Linked DNA regions of Homo sapiens: region 1 is linked to region 2. The links are chromatin loops, found by intact Hi-C in ENCODE. Cell type or tissue: dorsolateral prefrontal cortex. All regions are shown on one strand. Links, peaks and the distances in the headings refer to the core of each region. The heading gives the core; the rest is flanking DNA.

Evidence for each region. A loop is a pair of places that touch in the nucleus more often than their neighbours do. Peaks named below come from ENCODE experiments on the same cell type or tissue, not always from the same donor. Only the 100,000 strongest peaks of a DNase experiment are listed, where the experiment ranks them.
Region 1: a loop joins it to region 2, with 3 times the contacts of the local background. A loop is called at or near these places in 9 of 110 quality-filtered maps.

What each region holds. Positions count from the first base shown.
Region 1 is chr3:24,180,945-24,193,851 of GRCh38, reverse strand. It overlaps THRB (thyroid hormone receptor beta), which reads left to right. Exons shown (of 11, transcript NM_001354712.2): 5 at 3,518-3,778. THRB-AS2 (THRB antisense RNA 2) reads right to left here. Exons shown (of 4, transcript NR_121667.1): 4 at 3,896-4,277. Among named protein-coding and RNA genes, the nearest start is that of THRB-AS2, 36 kb to the right of the region's middle. In dorsolateral prefrontal cortex, for the core only: a CTCF peak has its summit at 7,741 (motif pointing left); a DNase peak (open chromatin) is centred at 7,751; H3K4me3 peaks cover 382 bases.
Region 2 is chr3:23,993,326-24,006,232 of GRCh38, reverse strand. No RefSeq gene overlaps it. Among named protein-coding and RNA genes, the nearest start is that of NR1D2, 54 kb to the right of the region's middle. In dorsolateral prefrontal cortex, for the core only: CTCF peaks have their summits at 6,886 and 7,092; a DNase peak (open chromatin) is centred at 7,102; H3K4me3 peaks cover 393 bases; H3K27ac peaks cover 1,214 bases.

The DNA.
Region 1 (12,907 bases), core at 3,159-11,158, 190 kb before region 2:
GCAATTGCAATTTGTGCTGTTATAAACATGTGTGTGCAAATGTCTTTTTCATATAATGACTTCTTTTCCTCTGGGTAGATACCTAGTAGTAGGATTGGTGGATCAAACGGTAGACCCACTTTTAGTTCTTTAAGGAATCTCCACACTGTTTTCCAAGTGACAACAGGCTTTTTGAGTAAATACTTATTTACATCCATACCTGCAATCTGAGTAAATACTTATTTACATCCATACCTGCAATCTACAAGATAATATCTAATTAACACCTGACTTTTAAGGCGTCACTCAGTAGACCTCAAAACAATGGATGACTTTTTGAATGATAATGAAAATTTACTCTGAGGTTGTGTAAAATATTGGAGTCTGAAGAAACTACACGCTTATTCAAAATCTGTCACTAATTTATTTTCTTACCTTAAATTTATCTTAACCCTGTGGATCTCAAACTCTGTTGGGTATCAGAATCACCTGGAGAACTTGATAGATCTATGCATGCCCACACCCTATCCAAATTTCAAAAAGCCTGGTCTTCAGTGTTGTTTAATAGTGCCTCAGGTGATACTGATACACATCAAACTTTGAGAATCACTGACTTAACCTTTTGGGATGTTAATCTCCCTAAAAAGAAATATCCCATTTGTGTGAGCTTTGAAGGAACAAAAGGATATGGGCATTAGACATAGGAAATTACTGAAGACCATTATTGCCAACCACAGGTATGTGGAGGTAACTTGCAGTTCTCACCAACAACAGTATATCCAGTAGGTAGAATTCAAGGACCCCAGTGTCATGGGAGTCTCATCCTTCCTTGGGAATGGCATAGGAATTGCATGTTGCCCCTCTGTTCTTGCGAGGATCAGAATCAAGAATCCTCCTTAAATAAATTCCTGTTGAGTTTTCTCATGACCCAACCGGGACTTCTCAGTCTCCAGGTTTCCCAGCAGTGCCCCAACCAATAAACCTGCCAGTTAAGCAACTGAATATCATTATTACGAATGTAATTACAGACAGTAATTATGAGCTTGTAATTGCCTCCCATGAATGAAGCCCTTTTCCCAAACCATCTCAGCTGCTTTTCTTTGGAAAATGAAAGCAATCCTATCCCTTACCTCACCCCAAGTGTAGCCTTCCTTGCTTAGAAAAAAACCCCTTCTTGCTGGCCCAAGGGACATGGTAAGCAAGCTTTAATAGGCTGCACTTTAAGGGGCAATGTCCTCTTGGAGTGGAGCCCCTGTTAGCATCTCTCAGCCAAGCATTGTTTCCCTAGGGAGTAATGACTACCCAGTTTGGCTGTTTTTCTTAATTTCTGTGGGGTCAAGGGAATTAATACCAAATTTTAGGAATTTTCTGCAGAAAAATCACATCTTAAAGGCTTTTCAAAATAGTTTGAGAACTTTAACCTTATTTAAATTAAGCTTTGCGAGATGCAATTTGCTGAGGATTTAGAGTATCTGAAAATAAAGCAGACACCATAAAAACATGTGTGCTGAGAAGAATTTTCATGTCTGTAGAAATAAAATCAATCTCATTAGGCCCAGAATTAACCCCTGCCCCCAGTAACTTTATATTTAGCTCATGAAAAACCTCAAGCCCTTATGGATAAAGGTACTTGAATGAGTTACACATGGATATGTTTAGCTCGAAATGCAATACGATCTTTCAAGATCTCAATCTGTTGTTGCCTTTTAATGGCTACTGAGAATAAGTGCCTGTAATTGCACCAGTAGCTAGCACAGTCGAAAGTGGTAGAAGTCCACACCTTTTTGATTTACCATGCAATGAATAATGCCATATAAACTCTGAAAAGGAAGAATCTATGTTTATATAATGTGCCTAATACAATGCTTAGCACAGCCCTTTGCATACAGTGAATTTTCAGAGCTCTTCTCTGAATAAGATCAAATGTTACACCCAAAAGCTAGCACAGTGTACAATTTTTAAAAGGAGACTTATTGCTTACTGGCCAAAGTAAGCTATTTCAAGCCACAGCATTTCCATTTACTATGACAAAGGAATCGTGTGTTGATTGTTACTTTGTTACTATTGTTCATGGTTTTCTCCTGGAGTAGAAATACAATGTGCATGGGCATTGGCATTTTCTCATAGTAATATGAAAACCCGGAAGGGTAAATGCAACTTTCAAAAGTGACTGAGTAATTTACACTTTTAGAGAAACCATCCTAACCAACATTAGCTGAAGACATCTGGTAGCTTTCGAGAGGGTGCTTATGAAAACCTAAAGCATTTTTAACCCTCATGTTAAATAATTTAAAATTCACTTTAAATGTTTGAAAGTCAGCTTAAAATTCAGTGTGCTGTGCACAGGTCAGGATAGACATGTCTCTCTAAGCCCCAGGGATATGGGTATCCATGGTCTTCTCGTAATTTCACTGTTAAAAAAAATTCACATATAAATTTGTGAATTATGATCACTTTAAAAAGACCATATAAACTCTGAAAAGGAGGACTCACATATTTATATTATATTTTTTCTAATTTTGACAAACAGTAGCTTAAGAATTTCTGAAAATATGGATGACCAGATGGATTGTTTTTTTAATGTGTACAACATGCATACAAATATGTATATATATATATATTAGCTTGCTCATTTTTGCTCTCTATATCCATGTGCAGTAAAGATATTTAAGGAAGTAAAATTTGCCACCAGGGAAGGTTAGTGTCAGAAATTTTTCATCATATTATTACATTTTTTCCCATTTTCTGTAGGCCAGACCCTCAAGTCCCTATAAATTGAATAGAAAAAATATATATAATATACATAAATAATTAACCAGCTGTACTCCAAAGAATTTAAGTTCATCATTCTATCATTAGGGCTCTTAATTTGTCCCACACCTAAAGCACTATCTGCTTTCCTTCATCGGTTCTTATTGCCAACTTGGGACTCTACTGAAGCCCTTTACAAAACTTCTATTTGTAAGATTCCCTTCTTTTTTTTTTTTTCTTTTTGTAGGCCATCAGAGGTAGAAGGTGGTAAAAACAGAGTTGCCACTCTCGGTGTGGCCACGTGAGCACGTCCCACTTAAGTAACAGGGTGTCCCTCAGGTCAGCTTGTGATAAAACCCAAGTCAAACAAGGCTGAATCCTGGGTGTTTTATGTCCTAAGGATCTGAAAAGTGTTCACGGCCAGCCCTGACCCTCAAGACCTCAAATGGTCATCTAAGCAGTAACGTAAATTGGTGTGTAAACTTGCTCCTGGGCCATTGCTGTGGAAGTGGGACTGGCGAAAGTACAGCCTTGCCATGCAGGAACTAATGTCTTTCTAGGCATTTAAAATAAGGGGGAATGTGTTGATTACTCCGACAGGCAACCCAACTGCAGTGGCTAAATGCCCAAGGCTGACAAATTCTGCATCTTATCACTCCCGTCAAGTGGCATGTGAATACTGTCAGCCCAAAAGAATTGAGAAACAACTTGCCTTCCAAAACTCTGCATCTCAGCAAAATCTTGACAATGCCAACAGCTCGTCATCTCGTGTTTTTCAACCCTTTAGAAAATGGCCTTACAGCCTGGGACAAACCGAAGCACTGTCCAGACCGAGAACACGACTGGAAGCTAGTAGGAATGTCTGAAGCCTGCCTACATAGGAAGAGCCATTCAGAGAGGCGCAGCACGTTGAAAAATGAACAGTCGTCGCCACATCTCATCCAGACCACTTGGACTAGCTCAATATTCCATCTGGACCATGATGATGTGAACGACCAGAGTGTCTCAAGTGCCCAGACCTTCCAAACGGAGGAGAAGAAATGTAAAGGTAACCAGATTTTTATTAGCCCATTATCATGTGTTTCAACAAGAAAAAAAATATCCCTGTTGTAGCTGTGTACTTCATCTACATTTCTCTTCCAATGTATGGTGTCCCATGTTTTCTCCAACTGTTCTTTTACTAGGCGTCCTTTTCTTCAAATATTCTTTTAAACATAAATAAATAAGTGGAATCCAAAGAAAGGCAGCTTGTTTCGGTTTCACGTTGTGCTGGGACACTTGGGGTGAAGACATTTTTACTTCTCTAATTAGTAGAGGGGTTGTAAGTTTTGGCTTTAATTCCATTTTTGGGTCTGAGTAGAAACAGGCATCGCTGTATTTTTATGAAGTCTTGCTTTAAAGTGTGTCTGTGCATGTGTACATTTCTTTTCCCAAGTGTGCCAGTAGCTAATGGGATCTCAATGCCTACCTTTAACCTAGACAATTCATGCTCAAATGAGAGGTTTTAAGTTGTTGTCTTCTACTCATTAAATCCTTGTGTCATCATCCTGAAAGGAGAGATTATGGTGTTAGGAGGTTGTCAGCTCATAAGGCAAAAAAAACATTAAACTGGCCTAAGTTCCTGATTGCATTAGATTTAACTGTTCTTTACCTCAGGTCGCCTCCACCCTGACAGATGTCTTTGTGCTGATCGCTTTATTGTCTTAGGGCTCCCCAAAATCTTTGCTTCTTAAATCAATTTGTGTCTTTCAATGTCCAAGAGATCAATTTGCATCTTTAAATGTCTAAGTTCATTTAATTTCCCATTCTTTTTCAGTTTAGTGGTTTTTCTTTTTTAAAAGAAAAGGGGGGGTCTATTTAGTTTTTCTTTGAGGATTGTGACTCATGGTAAAGTTTTAAATTGTGTTTTGAAAATCTCACAATCATATACCAAAACATAATAAAGTTTGCAAAGACTCCCATTTACAAGGCATGAAGGACTTACACAGCTGCTCTACTTTGAACATATACACATGATTATATTTATCCTTCATATAAAAGAACTGGTCTTTTAGGTTTTCTGAAAATGCTTTGAAAGCTCCTGGGAATTACCAGTTTACCTGGGAAATTGAGTGTTTCAGTTGGAAATAGAGTTATTCAAAAGTAATAGTGAAATAGTGTTCTGAGCTCTGATTTGAGTGCAGTCAAAACTATACATGTCCCTTTGGAAAGGTTTGTATTTGGACTCTCTTTCTCTCATATATATATATATATATATATATATTTGAGGAGATCTGAGAAATTGAAAGGGCTATATAGAAAAAAAAGCAAAATAAAGTTTTTCAAAGGAGTCAGGATGTAGGACGTATGTGTGTGTGTGTGTGCACGTGTGTGCGTGCGCAAAATACATTTGTTTGCAATACAATTGAGATTTACTCTTAGCGTATGTGGCCAGATTGTATCTCAACATTGTATGGGCTGGCACTAAAACCATGTCAGTTTACGGTGAAACGCCAACAGAAAACTCTAGCATCCTTGTGATCTAATAATGTCATAAACCCAATTTGATTCACTCACAATTGATACCAATATTCATTCATTTATTCATTCATAGAGTCCATCTATGTCTCTATCAATCATTTAAAATAAATCTATGCATCTTAAAAGCAAAAGGAAACAGTCTCTGTTTGAATACAAGATGCTTAGTAGAGTGGTTAAGACCACAAATATTTGAGACTGATCTATTTGAGCTAGAATCCTAGCCTTTCTACTTTCTGTCCTTGAGCAAACTTATAAGATTGTTAATACAATTAAATAAGATGATGTATTTAAGCATTTAGCAAAGTACCTGACTTATAGTGCTCTCTGAATAGCAACTGTCATTATTATTGTGATCCTTATTATTAGGTATGCATTATTAAGTCATATAAATACTTTGAACTATGCTGTGAGCCTGGTAAGAAATGAAGCAAGAGGAGAATTTCAGATAGATGTGGGGTAGGACATGAGGCTTCAGGGACGTTAGAGTTGATAATTTATTTTGCATTCATTCAACTCTTTTTCACTGAAAGTCAGAGATGTAATGAGAAAATATAATTAAATTATTAAAGTCCTTCCTCAAGATCCTAATATTAACAGGAAAACAGCTAAAATAACTCTCCCATGTTTTCCAGAGTAACCACCAGGGTCCACCTTGACATAGGCATGAGGCAATGCCTTGGTTCAGCATAAAAATGCCACCAGGAAACCTGTGTCATCTTGGTCCAAGAAACTTATAAATACCATTCATTCAAAATGGGCACATGTGTTGAGTGAGGCAGCAGTGAGTCCAGGACAGCAACAAGATTATACAGTCTTTCCTTATAGAGTTGGTTCTCCATCTGCTCTGCTTGTCAGCTCTATATAGTTACTATGAAGAGAGTTATATTTTGATGTTCATCCATGTTGGGCATTTATTTCCTAGATGGCTGTGTATCCCACAAGAATGCTTGACATCTCAGTCTTGGGCTAGTAATCTATGCATTCACTCATCGGTGTTTATTGAGTGCCTACTGTATACAGGATATTGCCCTTGATGTCCAAGCATAAGAAAATGGCAGCAGGGCCAAAAGGACATCCAACTAGCCCTATTCCAAGGACCCCATGTAGAAATGATACGAACAAAATAGTCCTGAGGATACAAAAGTTAATTCTGCACAACAGGATCCAAAGAACAAATTGACTTCCTTGAAGCTGTGCAGTGAGCCCATCTGCCAGATCAGTCATCTAGCCAGGCTAGACCAGTGCACTTCTAAGCGTGGTTTGGGGACTGGCACTCTTCTGCAAAGTGGTTATTACCATTTCTATTGATGCAAATACAGAAACTGAGAGTAAGCTTTAGGAACTTTTATAGCAGTTTGACATTGCCACTGGCATCCAAATGCATGATCAGTGAATTCATTTCACTGAACAGGATATAGACAGTTAGTTGGGGATTGTCAAACTTGCCTGGTCAGTCACATGTGGTTTGAACTATGTAAAAGTCCTGTGCAGTAGAACCATGTATTGCTCCATAATGGACCAGATTTTTAAAATAGTCTTTCACTTCAAATAGTTGATAGTACTCTAAATATTGTTTCTTTAGGGTTTTGGGTAGCTATCTAAGGTTTTGTTTTTCATTTTGTTCTGAATACTGCTTTTTTTTTTTTTTTTTTTTTTTGAAATGGAGTCTTGCTCTGTTGCCCAGGATGGAGTGCAGTGGCGCAATCTCGGCTCACTGCAACCTCTACCTCCCAGGTTCAAGCAATTCTCCTGCCTCAGCCTCCTGAGTAGCTGGGATTACAAGCATGCACCACATGCCCAGCTAATTTTTGTATTTTTAGTAGAGACAGGATTTCGCCATGTTGGCCAGGCAGGTCTCAAACTCCTGAGCTCAGGTGATCCACCCACCTCAGCCTCCCAAAGTGGTGAGATTACAGGCATGAGCCACTGCACCCGGCCTTACTGCTTTTATTTTAACCTGCATATACCTATGCTTCTGTCTGCTGTAAGCATCCTAAGTGAATTAATTGGTAACACATTTAATTAGAATGAGAGCTATGGAAGAGCCCTTACATTCTGTTGCAGATCTCACAACAGATCTCTGTTGAATCTGCTGGAGTATCAGAGGCTATTTTAACCAGGAGCAAGTGACCCATTCCCTTCTGCAACTCACCCCACCCACCCACACCCGCTCTTTCCATGCCACACTTCCTTGGCACTTTAATCACAATTTGAACCAATTGCTCAGCCATAAGGACCACATCCTACTCCTTGTCCTCCTCCTCCCTTCCCAGTCTGAGACGATATATCCAGTGCTACTGAAAGTGTGGTAGTACCAATCAGTGGCACTAGGAGAACCTGGAGCTTGGTAGAAATAAGATTCTCAGGCCCCACCCAGACTAGTGAATCTCTAGAGAGGGGCCCAGCCTTCTATGTTCTTGCCAGCCCAGTGCAGATTCTTAATACCTGGGTATCATGACGAGCTTGAAAATACTCTTCAACTCGTTGCACAGGAAAGGGTCTGCCACCTGGTGGGCACTTAGGAAATGTGCATTTTTCTTCCCTTCCCTGACTGCACGTGGGGAGCCACTTGAGTCCCTCCATTCTTGGTTGGGCCTGTCTTTGGGCCTAGCTTATCTCAATTGCCAGCTGGAAGGTCTGCTTAGTCACTGCCTAATAACAGATCACCCTGGGACTTGAGCCCTTCTGAGAACCCCACACTGTTTGACTGGGGCCCTGATCCTCCCCTGAAGTCTTACAAGGCTTCACCCCTCTACCCTCTCATGCCCTACTGTACTTCTCTCTGGGAACCACAGGGTCTCCCCAGTCCCACAAGGATGGGCTCTAGACGGATGCATGGATCCCTGGAGCTGGACCTAACCAGCCCTGCTGAACCCAGGCAGTCAGGCCTTTACACTTTTATGTCAATCAGGGACCTCCCTGAAACAGTGAAACCCAAGGGGAGAAACAAGGCAGGGACTCACCCACCTCCCTGGTGGACTCAGAAAAAGGAGAGCAGCCATCAGTGATCTCACAGAAATGTCTCTGTGCTTAATATTTTTAAAACTGATTCTCAGATACCCAGGAAGGCAAGAGGGAATCAGTTAAAATAATTTTAAGAACAAGTTACTTCCTCTCATTATAAAAGCCTATATATGTTCATGGTAGAAAAAAAATTTCTACAAATTTTTAAAATTGCAAATAATGTTTTAAAATCAGTTGAAGTTCTATTCCCCAAGGGTAAGCACTGCACATTCTTATTACATTTCAGTCTTTTCTCTGTGCATGTGTATTTTTTATAAACCTGGGATCATACTAGGCATACCATTTTAACCAGCTTTTAATGCCTAGCAATATATCATGAACATTTTCCCATGTCATTAAATATTCTGAGTCCTGACTTTCATTGGCTATAGATTATTCTTCTTTATAGATGTATCATACTTTATTAAACCAGTCCTCAAGATTTAGACAAGTTAAAGTAATTTTTTAAACAATATCTTATGTCAGCAAAGGGGAAAACTATTAATTCATGCTCTTCATAAAGACAAAAAAAATGAATCAAATCAGTGATGACAATTTCAAATGATGTGCCATTCTCATTTACCAAAATAACAAAGTGTCTTAAAAGTTGGAGACATAAATGCAAGTCATTGTGTGCATTATAATCCTTCATGTTAGACATTCACATTTTCAGCAGATGATTGCTATCTTTGTCCTTAAGTAAAATACAAGGGCATCTCCAGGTGAATGAGTATTTTAAAAGGTGGAGGATTAAAAAGCTTGTGCCCTTCCGCCAGTACTACCATCTGCTCCATCCATCTCTGCTCTCTACTCTGCCCCACTCATCATACATCAGGATCTGCAGTCCCAACTGAGAGTGCCAGTGATTCTTATACCTCAAGGGCACTCTGGGAACCTTAGCAATCAACATGAGAACGATGGCTCTCTCCCCACTGTGGGCATATGTCAGATAGCTGTGTGATTTGATACTTCAAAGGCAGGGACGAGTACCCCATACGTATACTGGGGCAGACAGAAATAGAAAGCCAAGGGGGAGAAAAGCTACTCACGAGATTGGAGGGAAGAAAAAACAAAAAACTGGAAACAGCAATGTCAAAGGGAGGTAGATATCAGAAATTCAAGGCCCTGGTTCATCTAACTTCAGTTTTCGTTGAGATGCACACAGAGCAGAGGATGGACCACCCCACGCTTTCCAAGGCCAACTGAACAGTGTCTGTCACGCCAAAGGATGCAGACGTACCCAACCATACCTCTCATCATACTCTGTCCCAGGGAAATACTTACACAGGGCACAAGTCTGTTCAAACATGTTCTTTGCATCTTTGTTTTTTGTTACTGATAAACTGGAAGCGATCTAAATGTCTGTCCACTGGGGAATGTTCCAATAAATTGTGGTACATCCAAAGCATTCACCAGAAAAATTAAAAACAGGCTTTTTTAAAAGAAGTGATTTTAGGAATACTTATTGAAAGTAAGCATGCATTAAGAATAGTGTAATCCCATTTATAACGTTAAAAGTCTATATAATTGTGTGTTTACAAATGTGCACAGAAAAAAGTTCCCAGATATACATCAAACTTGTTTCAGTAGATACCTTAGAAAAGGGCGGAATAAGAAGGATTAACTCCATATGCAACCACATTCAAAAATCTTTACAAGAACGTATTAATAAATATTAATGAATGTATTAATGAATAATGATGTGCATAAATTTGTTTAATGTTATTATCATATGCTTTACAGTTAGGCTTCAGTTTATTTCTTGCTCTTTAAATCATCAGCTCAGGGAAAATTTTTTAACCTCTGTAACCCTCAGTCCATTTAGTTTTAAACAGAGGAATAATATCTAGCTTTCAGATTTGTTGTAAAGATGAAAGATATTTCAATGAAGGATTTAATTTAAAAAAAAAAAAAAAAAAGATGAAAGGCCAGGCGCCGTCGCTCACACCTGTAATCCCAACACTTTGGGAGGCCGAGGCAGGTGGATCACTTGAGGTCAGGAGTTTCAAGACCAGCCTGGCCAACATGATGAAACCCTGTCTCTACAAAAAATACAAAAAAAAATTAGCTGGGGATGGTGGCGTGTGCCTGTAATCCCAGCTACTCAGGAGGCCGAGGCAGGAGAAGCGCTTGGAACCCAGGAGGCAGAGGTTGCAGTGAGCCAAGATAGCGCCATTGCACTCCAGCCTGGGCGACAGAGTGAGACTCTGTCTCAAAAAAAAAAAAAAAAGAAAAGAAAAAAGAAAAAGAAGAAAAGAAAAAAGATGAAAGATAATATGTATAAAGCCCCCAACATAGTGCCTGACACTTAGGAGAGACTAAACAATGATAACTGTTCTTAGAATATAAACACACCTCTTAGCCTTGTGCCCACCTCCTCCAGTTTTTGCCACCCTTTCTGACCTTGAAATACATTGAACTATATAAAAATAAATGAAGGGACGCCAAACAAAACATCATGTGCACAGCTCTAGTAGAGGCATAAACAGTTGAAAAAAAAGTCCATAGCAACAACCAAAGTATTTTTTTTCTCAGACTCTTTTAAAATTTAAAACTTTAAATAAGAAATCAAGGGGAAAATGAAGTAGCTGAACTGGAATTCTAACTCAGGCAATCTGGCCCCAGGGTCAGAGCTCTCTACAGTTATAATCCCCTATGACTTTAAAGGGTAAGAACATTCCAGACCCAAAGGAAAGAATTTGAAACTGCAGAGGAAATACTGCTCTACTGTCAGGTAAAGATGCAGGGTGGTCAGACTTGCTGTGATGGGAGCAGTAGAGGTCAGCACGTATCTACTTATACAGTCCGAGGTCATATTCTGGTGCTGCCATTTACCAGCCATTGAAACTTGGGCAAGTCACTTTGTTTGAGCCTCAGTTTTCTCGTCTGTAAAATGTGGACCCTCTTTCACAGAATTGTGGAAAGAAACAAGCTCTTAAATGATCTCATGGGACACAGTGAGTGCTCAATAGATGGGAGTTATTTTTCTTACAATGAGCCAGAAAGACTATGAGAACCACATTGGACATTAGGAATGCAGAATGCCCACGTCAGAATAATCACTATATTGTGGCTGGCAGGATTGAAGTTTCTAAAGCCAGGAATATTACGGACGCAGGCAGAACAGATGTAATAGCCAAATCCCTTGACTCTTCCATCAGGTAGTTTTCAGACAAAATCAGATACAAGTGGATTGCTAATGTACCTAGCACTGAAGTTGGAAAGGTATTATTGGGAGGGTCAGCCTTACAAAGACATCGTAGGTGATCACTGGAATTCAGTCTTTCCCTTCCCCAGGACATCTCCTACAAGTTGCCCTGAATGCTTATAATTCTATCATTGCCCTTCCATTGTGGTCTTTCTTTTTTTTGTTTGTTTTTTTGTTTTGTTTTGTTTTTGAAACGGAGTCTCACTCTGTCGCCCAGGCTGGAGTGCAGTGGCGCAATCTCGGCTCACTGCAAGCTCCACCTCCCGGGTTCACGCCATTCTCCTGCCTCAGCCTCCCGAGTATCTGGGACTACAGGCGCCCGCCACCACGCCCGGCTAACTTTTTGTATTTTTAGTAGAGATGGGGTTTCACTGTGTTAGCCAGGATGGTCTCGATCTCCTGAACTCGTGATCCGCCCACCTTGGCCTCCCAAAGTGCTGGGATTACAGGCACGAGCCACCGCACCTGGCCCCACTGTGGTCTTTCAAAACGCAAACTTACTGGCTGAATATCTTATCAAGTCATTAGCTTCTCCAAATGGATGAATTGGATAAGATTCCTTTTACTCTTGGCAGGGTCCAATAAAGACAATGGAAAGAATGGGACTAGAAGGAGGCCATGAACAGGGTAAGGATAGCAAGGGATAAGAGAGAAGGAAAAGAATAATAATAAGGAGCAGGACTGCCAAGTAACAAGTAATACTGTGCAGCTTGTCAGGTTGTGAGCAGCACTCACTTCATTGTCAAGGCTCTAAAGACAAATGTCACCTATCTCACTGTTTGTCAAGGGCTGACCCTGAGCGTAGGTTTAAACTACAAAGAGTTTCCAGCCAAATCTAGACAAATGTGTGAATGACGTAATGATCATAGGCTATCAAGATATCCCCAAAGGCCTCACCTTACACAGCTGGCCTGCTGCATCGTATCTTAGGGATTTTGCCCAGCACTTAGTAAACACATAGGAGAATGTTTAGAACAGATGACCATTGGTTCTTGGCTTTGACGCTTACCAGCTATTTAACCTTGGCTAAATCAATAATTCTCTCCAACAAAGAATGTAGTCAGAGATTAACTGACCACAAAGAAATCAAATAGATGAATCTACACTCCATTTTTAAAGTGGCCCTCCAATATGATAATCATATTTTCCCTTGTGGGGAAGACAAGGAAAAATATATTAAATCATTACCAGCCCCCTAAAACAAGCTATGATCATCATGAAAACATAAGACCAGTTCCAGGATAAGTTGGGAAATCAGTTGCCTTAAACCATCTCTTTCAGTGTCCTTACTTCCCTTGAGGATATCTTTTTCCCAGGAAAATAGGAGTCTTCAGGCTATCCAAACCCATTTTCAGTCTCTACGAAGTCTAGGCTTCTTCCCTCTTCACATTCTGAAAACATTCTCATTTTCCATAAAAAAAACTTATTCCCCTGAAGGTGTTGGTG
Region 2 (12,907 bases), core at 2,759-10,758:
AAAGCCCTACCTCACACAAATGCTTATTGAAGATCTAGTGATAAGCACTGAAAGAGACATTTTCTGTCCTGTGGCAAGGGCTACAAAAGAATGCCCCTTGCTGCTATGAGAACTCAGAATTTGCCTTTATTAAGCCAGATTAAAAAGTAAGTAAAATTGTTTTTTTAAAAAAAGAGAGAATTCAGAAGAGTGGAAACTGGCTTAGTGAAGTCAGTAAAGCCTTCCCTGAAACAGACTGGGTTGAGTTCTAAAAACTGAAAAAAATAAGGATTTGCCTGGCTAAGAGTCGGAGGGAAACATACCTTGCAAAGGACACAGCTTGTACAAAAGCTCAGGGAGAAAGGAAGGATGCAGGCAGCATTCAAGGAAGCGGAGGAGGTTAGTATGGCTGGCACTTAGAAAAGAGGGAGCGGCCAGGTGCGGTGGCTCACGCCTGTAATCCTAGCACATTGGGAGCCCGAGGCGGGCGGATTGCCTGAGCTCTGGAGTTCAAAACCAGCCTGGGCAATGTGGTGAAACCCCATCTCTACTAAAAACACACAAAAAAATTAGCTGGGTGTGGCAGCATGTACCTGTAGTCCCAGCTACTGGCGAGGAGGCTGAGGCAGGAGAACTGCTTGAACCCAGGAGGCAGAGGTTGCAGTGAGCCGAGATCATGCCACTGCACTCCAGCCTAAACAACAAGAGCTGGAATCCATCTCAAAAAAAAAAGGAAAAAAAGAAAAGAGGGAGCATGTTGCAAAATGAACCAGCAAAGGCAGGCAGGGGCCAGATCATGCAGAGCCTTGAAAGCCACATTAAAGGTTCCAATCCCTATCCTAAGAGCTATCGGAATCTACTGAGAGTCTTTGCCAGGGGAGTGACCAGAAGAGATCTTGGTTTTGAAAAGGTCAACTCTGGCTGCAAGAGAGAAAACTGGATTGGCTGAGAGGCCGTACTGAATAAGAGGGTAAGAGAATGTGGACAATAGCCATAGGCCACACAAAAGATACAGGTGGTGGCAAAGAAAATAGAAGGCGATGGGCCAATTTAAAATGTATTTACAGGCCAGCCATGGTGGCTTATGCCTGTAACCCCAGCACTTTCGGAGGCTGAGGCAGGCGGATCACTTGAGGTCAGAAGTTCAAGACCAGCCTGGCCAACATGGTGAAACCCCATCTCTACTAAAAATACAAAAATTAGCTGGGCATGATGGCGGACCCCTGTAATCCCAGCTACTCGGGAGGTTGAGGCAGGAGTATCATTTGAACTCAGGAGGCAGAGGTTGTGGTGAGCTGAGATTGTGCCACTACACTCCAGCCTGGGCAACAGAGTGAGACTCAATCTCAAAAAATAAAAATAAAATGTATTTAGAAAAAGAAAAAATGTATTTAGAAGGTAATATGTATAGAAGTTATTAGTGGATTGGATACTAAGGGTAAGAGCAAAGGAGGTGTCAAGACTAGATGGATGGTTATGCAATCCACTGAGATAAAGAGCACAGGATTAACCTGAAGCTGGTGAAATCACAAATTCAGGCTTGGACATGCCATTTGAGACACCTTTGAGATATTCAACTATAGCTGTAAAGTAGGCAATATAGAACCTTGGAGAAAATATTCATGTATCAATTTTTAATGGAACATAAAATAGAGTACTACTAACTGCCATAACAAATAAACCCCACAGTTTTGCAGATTTAACTGTATTGATTTTTCACCCACAGAACAGTCCAAAGCAGCTCTTGTCCGTTTGCAGTGTGGAGACTCAGGCTTTCTCCTTGTGACCTGTTCCTCCCCTAGGGCCTCACAGGTCTTCTGCATACAGGCAGAAGTGGAAAAAGAAAGTGGAGAACACACATCTTAACCACCTCAGCCAGGAAGTGGCACACATTACACATCATTTCTCACTATATGCCATTGGTAAGAACTACTCACATGCAAAGAAGCTGAGAATTAGAGTCCCTAGCTGAGCAACTGCTCCCAAGTGTAGCATTGCCAGACAAAATACAGGACGCCTAGTTAAATTTCAGTTTCAGTCAAAAGTGAATGATGTTTTGGCTGGGCGTGGTGGCTCACGTCTGTAATCCCAGCACTTTGGGAGGCCAAGGTGGGCAGATCACCTGAGTTCAGGAGTTCGAGACCAGCCCGACCAACATGGAGAAACCCTATCTCTACTAAAAATACAAAATTAGCCAGGCGTGGTGGCACACGCCTGTAATCCCACCTACTTGGGAGGCTGAGACGGGAGAATTGCTTGAACCCGAGAGGTGGAGGTTGCAGTGAGCTGAGGTCGCACCATTGCACTCCAGCCTAGGCAACAAGAGCAAAACTCCGTCAAAAAAAAAAAGTGAATGGTGTTTTAATATAAGAATGTCCCCCATATTGTATTTGAAGTTCAAATTTCACTGGGTATCTTGTTTTTCAAGTTTGTTTGCTAAATCTGGCAACCCTATCCCAGGGACAATCCTATCTATGGCAGGGGGTCACATATTTTGATGGATAGTTAGTCATGTCTGCCGCATGATAAAAATAACTTAGAGAAAATGTGGTACAAATGCATCACGGAATAGTATGCAGTCATAAAAAAGGAATGATATCATGTCCTTTGCAGCAACATGGATGTAGCTGGAGGCCATAATCCTAAATGAACTAACCCAGGAACAGAAAACCAATACCGCATGTTCTCACTTATAAGTGGGAGCTAAACACTGGGTACTCATAGACATAAAGATGGCAACAATAGAAACTAGAGGCTGCTAGAGTGGGGAGGGAGGCAGGCAAGGGTTCAAAAACTAACTATTGGGTACTATGTTCAGTACTTGGGTGATAGGATAATTCATATCCCAAACCTCAGCATCACACAATATAGCCAGGTAACAAGTACCTGCACATGTAGCCCCTGAATCTAAAAAAAGAGTTTTTTTAAACATGACTTAGAGCAAGCAGACTTCCTCCATATTTCCTGTACAAGCCATGGGTAGGGTTGTGGGGAGGGTATGCAGTAACTTTTTCTTATGTTTGAGAGACCAGGAAAGAGGACTTGTAAGTAGAGGATGAATGAGGAGCACCCTTGATAGATCTTAAAGTCAAAAAATTAGAATCTGGCACAATTCCATGTACTTTATCCATTTAGTCAATGAGCATTTACTGAGCACCTACTATGCTCTAAGTGCCACACTAGAGGCTGAAGATGCTGAGAAACTACAATCTATATCCTCAAGAAGCTTACGGTTCTGTGGAGTCAGGGGGAAAAGGAGGAAGCATAACTCAGCAGATGAAGGAGCCCTTAAGTCAAACTGGTGGAAACCCAGAAAGTGTCCCAAGGGAGATGGTGGCTGAATTGCACCTTAAAAGTCAGGCAAGTAGGAATTAACCAAATGAAGGTATACAGATTGCTACATTCACTCATGGAGTAGTAACTGGTACAGGACATACCCTCCCACTATAAACATCTAGAAAACTGGGCAAAATATATGACATAGTTGGCCCCAGGCAGAGCGGGACTGTGATACCTGAGAGAAGAGAGACAAACAAGGGGAACCCTCTCTACAATTGCCCTAGGTTTCTGCTTGGAGGCCATTCATGGACCTTGGCAGAGGGAAAGGAACCCAGATAGAACCTGGAAGACTCACTGAGTTGAGTAGACAAAGATAGGCATTTGGGGAGTTTGATGGTTAAGTGTTTATGTGTCAACTTTACTGAATTAAGGGATACCCAGGGATCTGGTAAAAACATTGCTGGCTGTTCCTGTGAGGATGATTCCAGAAGAGACAAGCATTAGAATCAGTAGACTGAGTAAAGAAGAGCCACTGAGGTGGGCATCATCCAATCCATTGAGAACCCTGATAGAACAAAAAGATGAAAGAAAGAACGGCAATTCTCTCTCTCTCTCTCTCTCTCTGTGTGTGTGTGTGTGTGTGTGTGTGTCTTTCTCTCTCTCTCTCCTCTCTGTGTGTGTGTGTGTGTGTGTGTCTCTCCTCTCTCTCTCACTGGAACATTCTCCTTCTCCTGCCCTTGGACGTTAGAGCTCCCGGTTCTTGAGCCTTCAGACTCTGGGACTGATACCAATGCCCGCCTCACTCCCAGACTTGGGCTGGGAGTTACCCAGTTGCCTTCTCTGATTCTCAGGCCTTTGGATTCAGACTGAACTATGCTGCTGGCTTTCCTGGTTCTCCAGCTTTCAGGCAGCATATCACGGGACTTCTTGGCCTCCAAAACTGTGTGACCCAATTCCCATAATAAATATACTTTTATATATCTCTGTATATCCTATTGGTTTGGTTTCTCTGGTGAGCCCTGACTAACACAGGGAGGCTAAGGTAGCTGGAATTTATTGGCCAGCGTACCAGAGAGGAGGGAGCTATACAGAGAAAACTTTACAGAAATCTGCGCAAGGTTCTCCTCAAGTGTTTGACTGAATACTAAGCCATACACAGTTAGGGCAAAGCTCCATGAAGCCAAAAAAAAAAAAAAAAAAAAAAAAGACAACTTGACAACTTTCAGGTAGCTCTGAGATGAACATTCTCAGAGCCCATTTAGGGTTGAGAGATGTTTTGATCTCCTCTCGGCCAAAGTAGAGAGGACTCACTGAATACAAGGGCATTCAGAGTGACCCCAGAGTGTCACGCCTTAGTGGTAGAGTAAAAGCTACTCTGGACCAGACCTAACAAGCTGAAAATCAAGCCTAGAGAAAAATCAAGCTGATCTGCAAGTAAGTTTACTGCCCACCGAAACAAACTTCAACACTACTTAGACAACAAAATCCAAACCCTCAACGAAATATCATTCATAATGTCGACATCTAATTTAAAAATTACTAGACATGCAAAGAAGTAGGAAAATCTGATTCAAACCAGGAGAAAAGTTAGTCAATAGAAACAGAATCAGAAATAACAGAGATAATGGAATTACCAAGTGAAGGTGTGTGGGAAGGCAATAGAATTCCAAGCCAAGAGAGTATTGAAATACACAAGCCTTCTGGAGTATGTCCAGTTTCTTTTGGTTGCACTGGTGAGAACAGGTTGCACAGGACAGGCACCCACTACCATCAGATGGGCTGGGTGACATGGGACAAAGGTAGAAGTAGGCTCTTCTGGAGAAACTTGGAAGACTAATGTAGGTCCCGTTAACTGACAAACAGAATGGCTGCCTTCCTCCCACTAAGGTGGTTCAAAGTCCCTGGGACAAGCCAGAATTTGAGTGTTTCTGTCCTAATCATAGTTTTCTCATTTATTTCTAAGATGAACTTGAATTAAATACTTGCATTTCTAAAGAAAGGAAAGGGAGCTGAGCTTTAACGAGCACTCACTATGCACCAGCAACTATACCCAAGCACCCTCAAATTCATTACTTAATCCTTAGACCAGTTCTGAAAGACAGGTACATATCTCTTTAGAAATGGAAACTGGACAACAAATTAAGGAACTTGCTTGTGTCAGTCAAGTAAAGTCAATTTGAACTGAAATCTGTGAAATTCAATGAATCAAACTGTGGTGAACATTTTGAAGTCCTCTTGTGTAGTGCCACCTTTGCAGTCAACATACTTGGGTTTAATTTTCAGCTTAGCCATTAGCTAGCTGTTTGCCTTTCAAAAGTTCCCAACCTCTTCAAGACTCAGTTTCTACATCTGTTGAGTGGGAGAACAAATCATACTTTGTACAGTCATGGGGAAGATTAAGTGAGAAGATTAAGAATGTAAAGAGCCATAGAAGCAAGTATATACCAGGTGTTCAACAAATATCTGCCCACTTGGTCCTCCTCTTCCTCCTCCTCCATTCATTAAATATCTGATTCTGACCATATATAACTGCAGGAGGATGAAAACCAAAGCCATAACCATAACCAAATCAAATAGAAAACTTTTTCTGCAAAAGTATGTCAGTGGTTCTCAAAATCAGATCCCTGGACCAAGAGCATTAGCATCACCCAGAATTTGTTAAAAATGTACATTTTATTACCTCACCCCAGACCCACTAAACCAGAAATTCTGAGAGTGGGACCCAGCAATCTATGTTTTAAGAAAGTTTGGCACCATTGATACACACCAATGTTTCCGAACCACTTGTATGATAGTTCTTTCATTGCATCAATTTAATTCATATATTACATAGACTGTGGCTAGGTCTAAACAATCAATCTAACAATTGCTCATTCTCTTTTGTTTTATAGAGTGCCTTCAGATTAACTTATTCTGATTAAATCTCTCTCCAGGAAAGAGTAAACCAAGTAAAATGGTGTTACATTAAAAACGTTACAGAAAAAAGACTAGCTAAGCTATTTATGTGATACAGAAAGATAAATGTAGAGAAGTTCTTCTTGAGAAAACTATTTTAATGGCCAAGTAGAGAGAGTGAAGCCTAAATTGGAAGCATTATCCCTAATCCCAATAGCAGGTTAGCACAAGTGACCCTTCAAAAATCCAACCATTTTCACAATAAATACTTTTTTCTTTTAATTTAGCTGTTTCTATTCCAATCCCTTTAACTAAAGTTTAATTACTAATTCAGCTGTCCTGTATTCCTGACCTGAAATTTTTGGAAACTATAAGGCAATTTTGATTTAGAAACCAGGCACTTGTCATTAGGTGCAAACGTTTACGTGCTGAAGACCTCAAACTATTGAAAGTTACAAAACAAGAACTGGGTGTGGGTTGGGCAGCTGAAACCAATTATGCAGATTTGGCATCTAAAGAAAATGGTACATCTGAATACTTAGAATGAGTCCCAATTATATTCCAGTTGTTTTCATTTTTTCCAATTGCTGCAACACTCCTCCACATCCCTCTCCCAGGGCGGTACTCCTCCATCCTTGCTTGCAGATGATTTCAATTGTTTTCCATTTTTTTAATCTTCTCTTTTATCTCAGATGCTTTTCCTTCCTTCCTCATTTCATCATTTTTTTAACAAGACAGTCATGCATCTGATGATTCTACAGATGCAGGGATTTTTCTTCCTGTCCTTGAAGTGACAGCTTGTCTTTCCCCTCAAGTGTCTTTGTCGCAATGCCTGATAAACTGTTTATTTTTCCTAACGGCTTTCCTTTTTAGCCTGAAAAACAAACATTAACCAAAAACCTCCTTGTTTCACTAAATTGTCACTTTCAATGCAATCCCTGGTGCTGGAGCGCCGCCTGCTGAGTAAATGAGAATTAGCAGGTCATAGTGCCTTTGGTTTAGCAGCAGAAAAAATAATGGGCCATTTTATCATCAACAGATTCTTCAGAAATGACTGACTGGTGTAACATTCTGGATATTGTTCCTTCCCCAACAATGCTGCTGAAGTCATTGTACATTATTTATAAGAACCCAAAGTATTTTTAAAACTGCTTATTTTAGGCTGGGCGCGGTGGCTCACGCCTATAATCCCAGCACTTTGGGAGGCCGAGGCGGGCGGATCATGAGGTCAGGAGATCGAGACCATCCTGGCTAACACGGTGAAACCCCGTCTCTACTAAAAATACAAAAATATTAGCCGGGCGTGGTGGCGGGCGCCTGTAGTCCCAGCTACTCGGGAGGCTGAGGCAGGAGAATGGCGTGAACCCGGGAGGCAGATTTTGCAGTGAGTGGAGATCAGGCCACTGCACTCCAGCCTGGGTGACAGAGCGAGACTCCATCTCAAAAAAAAAAAAAAAAACCTGCATACTTTAGCACCATCTACTAAAAACTCAGCAAAATGTCCTCCATAGAATAGGTGCTCAATAAAAACTTGTAGATAGCAGTTTATTAATATCATGTGAAAACATTTATCAAACTGTATTTCAGTTGTCTACTTCTCTTTCTCCCTAAAAAACCGTAGGGCTCCTTGAGGGGGAAAAAAACATACACGTTTTTTTAAAAAACCTATATATTGGCCGAGTGTGGTGGCTGACACCTGTAATCTCAGTACTTTGGGAGGCCAAGGCGGGCAGATCACTTGAGGTCAGGAGTTTGAAACCAGCCTGGCCAATATGGTGAAATCCCATCTCTACTAAAAATACAAAAATTAGCCGGGCGTTCTTGCAGGCGCCTGTAATCCCAGCTACTCAGGAGGCTGAAGCAGGAGAATCGCTTGAACCTGGGAGGCAGAGGTTGCAGTGAGCCAAGATTGCACCATAGAACCCCAGCCTGGGCTACAGAGAGAGACTCAGTCTTTAAAACAAAACAAAACAACAACAACAAAAAAGATATATTTCACTGTAGGTATTCAAAATACATTTGAAGAATACTGATTAAATAATTCTAAATATTTAATAGTCATCATCTCTAGCGCCCATTATGTGCTAAGAACTGTTCTAGCTATTCAACAAACATTTTCTCTAATCCTTAAAACCTGCCCGACAATTTTTGGAAAAAGCTCATCAGCTGTAACTTGACGTCCCAGCTGAACGCAAAACCCTCATTTCCAGGGCTTCTCTGTTACTCTGACACATTCTTTGCACCTGGTTTTTCAGAAGCTTACATTTTATTTTTTTTTTGTTTTTGTTTTTTGTTTTTGTTTGTTTGGTTGGTTTTTTTGTTTGTTTGTTTTTTTGAGACACAGTCTCACTCTGTTGCACAGGCTGGAGTGCAGTGACGCGATCTCGGCTCATTGCAAGCTCCACATCCTGGGTTCACAACATTCTCCTTCCTCAGCCTCCCAAGTAGCTGGGACTACAGGTGCCCGCCACCATGCTTGGGTAATTTTCTTGTATTTTTAGTAGAGAAGGGTTTCACCATGTTGTCCAGGCTGGTCTCGAACTCCTAACCTCAGGTTATCTGCCCACCTCGGCCTCCTAAAGTTCTGGGATTACAGGCCTGAGCCAGCGCATCCAGCCCGGAAACTTACATTTTCAACAGTAGCTTGAGACATTTTCCTGTCAGTGGTCCTTACACAAGGTGAGAAATCATGCACTGACAAAAATTACAAACCCAGGTGTAGTAGATGAAAGAAATGGCCGCCAATTCTTTCCCTCCTTGTACCTACACCCTAGTAATGTGACACTGTAACTCCTTCCATCAAGGAGTAAAGTGTTTTTCTCCCCTTCTTGAATCTGGACTGGCCTTGAGATTTTCTTGGGCCTATACCTCAAAAAACCTTGCATGCGTCTGTTCTCATGCATGGAACCCTGAGCTGCCATGAGAATGAGCTAGCATGGGAAAGAGTGAGTGATCACATGGAGAAAGACTGGCCATCTCAGCCGAACCCATGGTCAGTCAACCCAGCCAAACTATCAGCTGACTAGAGACACATGAGCAAGTGCATCCAAGACCATCCAAACTCAACCTGGACCAGAAGCTCTTCCCAGCTTATCCCAGCCCAAATTAAAGAACAACCTTCAGAATCGTTAGCTAAATAAATAGCTATAATGCCATATAAACCAGAAACATCACCTATTATATATTATAGCCTTAAACGGTTAACTTGAATCTAATCAAGACTCAGATCTAACTTCCAGTTCACAGGAAATGTAAGATAAAGGAACAAGCTAACTGATGTTTTGAGGTGAGGCAGGAATACATAAATACACACATAGACACACGCCACACACACACCAATTTACACTCTTACTTTAATGGGTTAAGTTAGCCAAAAGTAGTCTCAAAAAATTTTTAAAAGGATCAAATTCATGTCCCAGAATTGCCCAGAATGTTTACAGTGTTCTGTCAACAGAAGATGTGAAGTTGTATTTTGTGGATCCCATAGAATGTTGAAGTCTAGCCACTTGAGAATCTGTGAAGATTTATCTATATGCAGCCTCTGGATTGATCACTTCCAAGTTAAATCTTTTTTAGGATCATTTTAACAGTCAGTTTCTGAAGCCAGCCGTACAGTCTCTATGATTCACTCAGATCCAGGGAAAATCATCAGACTGACCATTTTTCATCTCAAAATATTTATTCTCATTGGCATAAGAAAGGATTTATTATCAACTTATGCAAGATGCAGATAATAAATCAGCCTTAGGAGTTTGTAGTAGAAATGATTAAATATGGCAGGAGTTTGAGCTCATCTGGTGTCTGGAATGGTTTGGGGTTTTGAAATTCTTTTTAACTACTATTATACAGTTTTAAAACCCGAAACATATTTTCTTAAGGCTTTTTTCCTTCATTTCTAAACCCAAGCGTATGATCAAGGAAAATGGAATCCTTGTGCTATTGAATGTATTTACACTCCATTCAGTTCAGTGCATTACAATGTATGACACTGACATTCTCTTTTGTAGGAGTTATTTCAAGGCCTAAATGATTCTGAAGCTAAAATTTTAGGGAATTTTCTTTCCCAGCCCCTGAAAGAGTCCCAAAATTTGCAAGCCATACTTTTGACTCCTCACCTGGAATATCAGGTTCTTAAAAGTTTTAATATTCATATGATGGAAAGATTAGTGAAACAAGTTCTTCCCCTCTCTCTTTTGTCCTTGACTCTAACTGCTCTGGATAAATAGAACGAAATGGTGTCTTTATGAAGAAACAATCAATACTATCTTGCAAGTCTCTCAGCAACTGAGTGGAATGGGATGACAGTGGAGAATTCCACAGTAAAGAAATAAAGGGCACAGTATGAATACAAGGTGCTACCAGACTCTTCCCAAAGCCCTTTGCAAAATAGTGTCTCCTATTATTGCAGCATCCCCAAGGGGCGGGTGGAGAATTGTTAATGGTACAACTGGAAAAGCTTGTTAATGCAAGCTCAGGAGAGTGCCTTTACCTCCTGAGCTTCTTGGGCTTCCTCTGGAAAGTGACAGGCTACCCTGATCCCAAAAGATGTTATGTGAGTGTTTCTCCTGCACGTCCATCACGGTGCTGGTAGCTGAAGCTCCATGCTTGGGCAAATGAGCTAGTGACACTAGAAAGGAACAGTTTTGAAGACTGACAGTGTCTCAGAGAACTGGCTGTGCAAAAAGGGAAGTGCTTACATTTAAAGATTTTAAAAAAAAAAGATTTTGTGCATTAGCATTAAGTAAAAATAAATTTAAAAGGATAGGTGTGGATAGATTGCATTGTCCATCATTTGTGAAAAGTATCACATCAGATGTTGCTAACATGCAAGTATAAAGGCTTTTCAATCACTTATTTTTCAAATATGAATTAAAGCAGATTAGAAGTTATCCCTACAAAAATGCCACTCTTACCAGCATTTCCTAGATTAGGGAGGAAAGATACTATTACCACCAGAATCCTGGAAATTGTATATTAAGTGTTCCAGTTACTGTAACTGCATAACAACATATTTCAAATGTAGAACTGTAAAACAACAATCACTTTACTTTGCTCACAAATTCCGTGGGTCAGGAATTCAGACAGAGCTGGATTGGGCAGTTCTCACTTGGGGTCACTCAAGAGGTTGCAGTCAGATGTTAGCTGAGGCTGCAGATAATTGAAGGTTCCGACATCCAAGATAGTTCCTCCACACAGCTAGCAGTGGATGCTAGCCATTGACTGGGAGCTCCACTGGGGCTGACCAGGGAGCCTACTTATGACTGCGCCAGCATGGCCGTCTCAAGGTAGTTGACTTCTGACATAGCAGATCAAAGCTCTAAATGCAAGTGTCCCAGCAACCAAAAAAGTTGCAAAACTTTTTATGACTTGACCTTGAAGTCACATAGATCACTTCTGTCATATTCTATTGGCCAAAGCGGTCACACACCTGCCTAGATTCAAGGGAAGAAACTCCTCTTAAGGGGAAGTGTGTCAAGAATTTACAGATAAGACTTTAAAACCATCACTATCACTATAAATACTATCACTTAAGTGCGTTATGTCATTGGAAGTTAACCACAAAGGCAGACGCTATTGCTGCCCTGTCCTATATCACCCTGGTCCATGTCTGAGTTCAATGGCAACTACGGTGGACAGTTCCTGTGACTGCTGACAGCTTCCTACCTCAGGTCCCCAAGTGTAGCATCCCCTGTTCCTTCCAGTTTTTCCTTTGTCCTGGCCAAGAAATACAAAGTGCCTTAACTGCTGTGTGACCAGCCAGCTGCATATTTTTTCCTGCAGGCTTGAACCGAAGCCAGGCCTTAAATATTCCCAGACACTGATAAACTAATTTAGGTTGTTGCCTGAACCACGAAAAGAACAAACATGTTGCTAAACATGTAGAAAGTAGCCCCCATCCCTAAACAGAATTCCTTAGACCCACATATAAACTCCATACCTGGATCTGCATGTTATGGACATACCTAGACAGATCTTGTTTCACTGTCTGTCAAGCGGACACGCTGCAGCCCCCTCCATACATAAGTTCCCCTAATAAGTGTTTGCACTGATCACCCTGGCATTTAGTGTTTCTTTCTTTGGAATCCCATCCAGCCCCATCTCAGGATAGTTTGGGGCAGTTGCCTGCAGGAATTCCCCTGCTGCCACTTTTGGGCTGATTCCAGGCTCCAGTTCAGCCACACAGAACACCAGGTCTCTCTGTTTCTCAGCCTGAGGGTTTCTCTGGTAAGTGGGAACTGGCTCAGCATACAGAGGTAAGCTTTAGCCAATAAGAGACAGAGTCAGTGGACAAATACCCCGACTCCCTTGTCCCTTAATGGGACAATTCTGAGGCACATTCAAGCAGTCCCCGACATGACTGAGCTCAGATGCCCTTAGTGGCACCCAGCTCATTAGGCCCAGCACAGGCTCTCCTCTCCCCCTCTGGATTTCTCCCTCCCTCATTTCTGCTTCCTGGCATCACTTCCCAGCAGCCAACTGCTTGTCTCTGAATTGGCTTTGGGAGCACTCAAACTAAACATCCATTATATGTGTCTGGGACTGAGTATAAATGACCTCTAAGGTCCCTCCCTAGTCTGAATTCCTATTATCGTTATCATTTCATCCTTTCATCCTTTTTTTTTTTTTTTAAGACAGGGTTTCCTCTGTTGCCCAGGCTGAAGTGCAGTTATGTGATCATAGGTCACTGCAGCCTCAAACTCCTGGATTCAAACAATCCTCCCATCTCAGCCTCCAGAGTAGCTAGGACTACAGG